2 separate regions of the Homo sapiens genome follow, and region 1 is linked to region 2. A link is an interaction called in ENCODE POLR2A ChIA-PET data of the cell type or tissue named here. Cell type or tissue: OCI-LY7. All regions are shown on one strand. Links, peaks and the distances in the headings refer to the core of each region. The heading gives the core; the rest is flanking DNA.

What was found. ChIA-PET counts read pairs that join two places held together with the same protein. Peaks named below come from ENCODE experiments on the same cell type or tissue, not always from the same donor. Only the 100,000 strongest peaks of a DNase experiment are listed, where the experiment ranks them.
Region 1: POLR2A ChIA-PET joins it to region 2 with 6 read pairs; 3 of 35 experiments call an interaction of 5 or more read pairs at or near these places.

What each region holds. Positions count from the first base shown.
Region 1 is chr18:26,293,574-26,296,496 of GRCh38, reverse strand. The region is part of intron 9 of TAF4B (TATA-box binding protein associated factor 4b); the gene reads right to left. Among named protein-coding and RNA genes, the nearest start is that of TAF4B, 69 kb to the right of the region's middle. In OCI-LY7, for the core only: no CTCF peak of the experiment used is centred there; no DNase peak of the experiment used is centred there.
Region 2 is chr18:26,193,780-26,196,702 of GRCh38, reverse strand. No RefSeq gene overlaps it. Among named protein-coding and RNA genes, the nearest start is that of TAF4B, 31 kb to the left of the region's middle. In OCI-LY7, for the core only: no CTCF peak of the experiment used is centred there; no DNase peak of the experiment used is centred there; H3K27ac peaks cover 779 bases.

The sequences.
Region 1 (2,923 bases), core at 125-2,624, 100 kb before region 2:
CCTCCCCACCCCACCCCATGCCTCAAGGCTTGCTACAGGCAAAAAGAGATGGAAAAAAAACTGCAGAAAAGAGAGACAGGGCAGAGCCAGTGGTGGGCATAAGACTAAATACATCCCAAGTCAGAAAATGCTAAAAAGGTGTTCCCATAAATCAAAGCATGACTACATGCAATTTAAATTGGCAGACTGAAATGTGCAGATTCTTGGAAGGAATAAAAGGCAAAAAGGAGAGGGAGAAGCACCATTTGGAAGCGGAGAAAATGCAAAAGGGGAAAATTTAGAGTGCTGCAAGACAAAAAAGGACCAAACAGTTTTCCCACGGCAAATAGATACAAACAAAACTCTAATAAAAGAGGCATTGAAGAAAGGTGGAAAAACAAGGGAAAAACTGACATAAATAAAGGGTAAAAAAAGGGTCAGAGACAAAGTAATGGGAATGAAAGAGAGGCAAAAGGACTAAAATCCATACTATTACACTCCCTGAAACACACACACACACACACACACAAAATCGTGAACAAGAACTAATATTTAAAACTATACTCCAAGAACGTTTTCCAAAAATTACAAAAGACCAGAATCTACATACTGAAAGGGCCAAATAGGAATTGAGGAACCACCACCTTTACAACATATTCTAGGGCAAAACTATGAGATTTCAAAAATAAAAAATCCTGAAGTTCTTCAGACAAAAAGATCAAATAAGAATAAGACAACAATGGGGCAACATTTAAAAAAAAGGTAATACAAAAAGTGTTGATTTCACAGCCAGCCAAGCTGTCCTTCAAGTATCAAAAGACACTGAAAAATAGTTTTAACATACAACAACTTAGGACAGGGGTCCCCAGCCCCCAGGCCATGTACCGGTAGCAGTCCGTAGCCTGTTAGAACCTGGACTGCACAGGAAGAGGTGAGAGGTGCGCAAGCGAGCATTACTGCCTGAGCTCCAACTCCTGTCAGATCAGTGGTAGCATTAGAGTCTCATAGGAGCACAAACCCTACTGTGAACTGCACAAATGAGAGATCTAGGTTGTGTGCTCCTTATAAGAATCTAATGCCTGATTATCTGAAGTGGAAACTATCCCCTCCCCCTCAATCCTGGTCTGTGGAAAAATTGCCTTCCAAGAAATCAGTCCCTGGTGCCAAAAATGTTAGGGACCAATGACTTAGGGAATTCTATACCTGTGAGCCTTTCCTGAGGAATTTACCAGCAGATGAACTTCATCCAACCAAGAGATGACAGAACACGACAGAAAAAAAGACCGATGGTGAACATTTTAATATACGCATATAAAAGTAGACCTACAAATAAAATGTACATGGGGGGATGAGGAAGACTAAGGTACAAATTTTATACAAATATTATATTGAAATATATATATAAATTATGCAGTTAAAATATATATATTTAATATATATATTATATATATTTAAGATCCAAATGTTTGCCAGATAAACAATTTGGAAATATTTTCCTTGTGGCATGTTTATTCATTTCCTGGACAGTGTTTTTCACAGAGCAAAAGTTTTTTAATTTTCTGAATTCCAGTTCATTAATTTTTCCTCTTGTAGATCACTCTTTTCATGTGTTATCTAAGAAATGTGTGTAACCCAAGGTTACAAAGATTTTCTCCTATGCTTTGTTCCAGAAGATCTCGTTTCAGGCTTGCCCTTTTTCTTAATCGTCATCCTTTAATTCCCATCTATTACCTATGTAAAAACTATTGTGTACATGTTCTATTTTCTCTGCTTTCCCCCACTTTAACTGCATAATTTCTATATATACAAATGTTATATTTCTGTATATATACATATTTTTAATATAAATATTCATAAATAAATATGTATGATACATATATATACAAATGTTATATGTTTGTTTATATATTTGTACATATAAAAATGCAAAAGGGAGAAATTATATAAAAATTTATTTTATATATTTGTATATATAAGAAATATATACAAATATAACATTTGTTTATGCATATATAAACTCTTAAAAACACTTGATCGTAAGAAACCAATGCAAGAAACAAAAATGGGCCAAAAATTTGAACACACACTTCACCAAAGATATATAAATAACAAATAAGCACAAAAATAGATGATCAGCATCTTTAGCCATTAGAAAAATGCAAACTAAAACCACAATAATAACCACTTATACACCTATTAAAATGGATTTTTAAAATATCAAAAGAACTGAGAATTACCAATTGCTCACAAAGTTGGACAGGAACTAGAACGCTCATCATCAATGACAGAAATGCAAAATGATACTGTCATTTTGATAAACAATTTGGTAGTTTCCCTACCAAAATTCACACTTACCTAATGACTCATCAATCATATTTCTAGATAGCAAAAGCATATGTTCATGCAAAATTCTGTACATGAAGCTTTATTATATAATCATCAGAAAAACTGGAAACCACCCAAATGTCCATCAATAGTGAAAAAGATCAACAAATTTAATTTCATAAAATAAAATGCTTCCCAGCAATGCAAAAGAACCATCGTCTAATATTCCAAATGACACAGATGCTCTAAAAAACATGTTGAGTAAAAAAGTCTGATGCAAAAGGGTACATAATAACGTAAAACTCCATTTATGTGAAGTTCAAGAATAGACAAAAATGATCTATCGTGATGGACGTAAGAACAGTAGCTGCCAGAGGCAGGGGATAAGGGTAATTGATTTCAAAGGTGCATAAAGGTGATGAATATGTTCAGTATCTTGATCGGCATGATGATTACACAGGTATATATATTTGACAAAATTCACCAAGCTGTACATTTAATAGTTGTGCATTTTATTGTTTATAAATTATACTCAATAAAGTACTGTTAGCTTTGTAAAAAGGCATCAGTATATCTATTTTAGTAAGGTATTATTCTGTCATCTCTCCTTTTTAAAAAA
Region 2 (2,923 bases), core at 243-2,742:
CCAGCTAATTTTTAAATTTTTTGTGCAGATGGGAGTCTCACCATGTTGCCCAGGCTGGTCCCAAACTCCTGGCCTCAAGCGATCCTCTTGCCTTGGCCTCCCAAAGTGCTGGGATTACAGGTGTGAGCCACTGCACCTGGCCTTACCTATGCATTTAAAAGCATATTTGTTAGATGTTATCCAGCATTTCCATACCTATAGTGACAGATTTTTCTGTCTACCCACTTAACCGTAATCTAATGCTGGAAAGATAAGTTGTTTAGGTAATTCCTAAAATCAAGTATTTGTGATCATCTCACCGTGGTGACATGAGAGAGAAAAAACATAAAGCACTTGAATATTGGGGTTTTTTTCTCTCAATAAAATAAAAGTAACATTTCATTTAATTAATTAATTTATTTTTGAGACAGAGTCTCACTCTGTCGCCCAGGCTGGAGTGCAGTGGCACAATCTTGGCTCACTGCAACCTCTGCCTCCCGGGTTCAAGCAATTATCCTGCCTCAGCCTCCCGAGTAGCTGGGATTACAGGCACCCGCCACCGTGCCCAGCTAATTTTTTGAATTTTTAGTAGAGATGGGGTTTCACCATGTTGGCCAGGCTGGTCTTGAACTCCTGACCTCCGATGATCCACCTGTCTCAGTCTCCCAAAGTGCTGGATTACAGGTGTGAGCCACTGCACCCTATCTTATTTTATTTTATTTTTTTGAGACAGAGTCTCACTTTGTCACCCAGGCTGTAGTGCAGCGGCTCAATCTCGGTTCATTGCAACCTCCGCCTCCTGTGTTCAAGCAATTCTCCTGCCTCAGCTTCCTGAGTAGCTGGGACTACAGGCGTGCACCACCATGCCTGGCTGATTTTTTTGTATTTTTAGTAGAGATGAGGTTTCGCCATGTTGGTCAGGCTGGTCTTGAACTCCTGACCTCAAGCGATCCGCCCACCTCGGCCTCTCAAAGTGCTGGGATTATAGGCATGAGCCACTTTGCCTGGCCAGTAAAAGTAACTTTTTTTTTTTTTTGAGATGGAGTTTCTCTCATTGCCCAGACTGGAGTGCAGTGGTGCAATCTCAGCTCACTGCCACCTCTGCCTCCTGGGTTCAAGCGATTCTCCTGCCTCAGCCTCCTGAGTAGCTGGGATTACAGGCATGCGCCACCAGGTCTGGCTTTTTTTTTTTTTTTTTTTTTTGAGACGGAGTTTCACTCTTGTTGCCCAGGCTGGAGTGCAATGGCACGATCTTGGCTCACTGCAACCTCCGCCTCCCAGGTTCAAGCGATTCTCCTGCCTCACCCTCCCTAGTAGCTGGGATTACAGGTTTGTGCCACTACGCCCAGCTAATTTTGTATTTTTAGTAGAGACAGTAGAGAAGGGGTTTCTCCATATTGGTCAGGCTGGTCTCGAACTCCTGACCTCAGGTGATCCACCCGCCTCGGCCTCCCAAAGTGCTGGGATTACAGGCATGAGCCACTGCACCCGGCCAAGGCTAATTTTTTTTTTTGTATTTTTAGTAGAGACAGGGTTTCACCATGTTTGTCAGGCTGGTTGCGAACTCCTGACATCAGGTGATCCACCCGCCTTGGCCTCCCAAAATGCTGGGATTATAGGCGTGAGCCACCACGCCCAGCCAAAGTAACATTTTAAATAGCAATAACGTTTGAATTTTTTTTGGTTCAAACTTCACATTAGGGCTGGTCACAGTGGCTCATGCCTGTAATCCCAGCACTTTGGGAGGCCGAGTTGGGTGTATGTATCTCTTGACTTCAGGAGTTCGAGTCCAGCCTGTGCAACATGGTAAAACCCTGTCTCTGCTAAAAAATACAAAAAATTAACAGGGTGTGGTGGCGAGCAGCTGTAGTCCCAGCTACTCAGGAGCCTGAGGTGGGAGGATTGCTTGAACCTGGGAGGCAGAAGTTGCAGTGAGCCAAGGTGGCATCACTACTCCAGCCTGGGTGACAGAGGCCTCATCTAAAAACAAACAAACAAAAAACCAAACAAACAAAAGAACTTCACATTAAATAGAAAATCGTTTTGTATGGATCAGTGAAACCTGACCAAAATAATGCTATGATTTCCAAAGTAGAATAAATCAGTTGAGCTAAAACCAATTAGACTCTGATAACTAAGAAGAACTGAGTCACAGGAGTAATAAAGCTAGTGAGATTCAAAAAAACCTCTTGCCTCTCATGATACATCCTTGTGAGGGAGAGATTGGTGAGCAATGAGAAATGTTTCCATTCTGATGGACACTTGTGGTGGCAAAGCACTATAAGCATCAGCACCATGGGCATACATTATAAAACTTGTCTCAGAGTTGTTAAGATAATTAAATGTTAATATTTGCAAGTAATCTAAACAGTGTCTGGCATGCAGTGACTGTGGTATTGTATGAGTACTTGTCAAGTAAAAAAATAAGGGATGGAATTACAACCATATCCCTTAGATCGGGGGTCCCCAACCCCAGGGCCGTGGATCAGTACTGGCTTGTGGCCTGTTAGGAACCCGGCTGCACAGGAGGAGGTGAGTAGGGGGGTGGGGGGAGCGAGCATTACCACATGAGCTCTGTCACCTGTGAGATCAGTGGCGGCAGTAACAATTCTCATAGGAGGCCGGGCACGGTGGCTCACGCCTGTAATCCCAGCACTTTGGGAGGCCGAGGCAGGTGGTCACCTGAGGCCAGGAGTTCAAGACCAGCCTGGCCAACATGGCGAAACCCCGACTCTACTAAAAATACAAAAATTAGCTGGTCGTGATAGCACATGCCTGTAGTTCCAGCTGCTTGAGAGGCTATGGCAGGAGAATCACTTGAACCTGAGAGGCGGAGGTTGCAGGGAGCGAGATTGCGCCACTGCACTCCAGCCTGGGTGACACAGCGAGACTCGTCTCAAAAAAAAAAAAAAGATTCTCATCGGAGTGTGAAACCTGCTGTAAA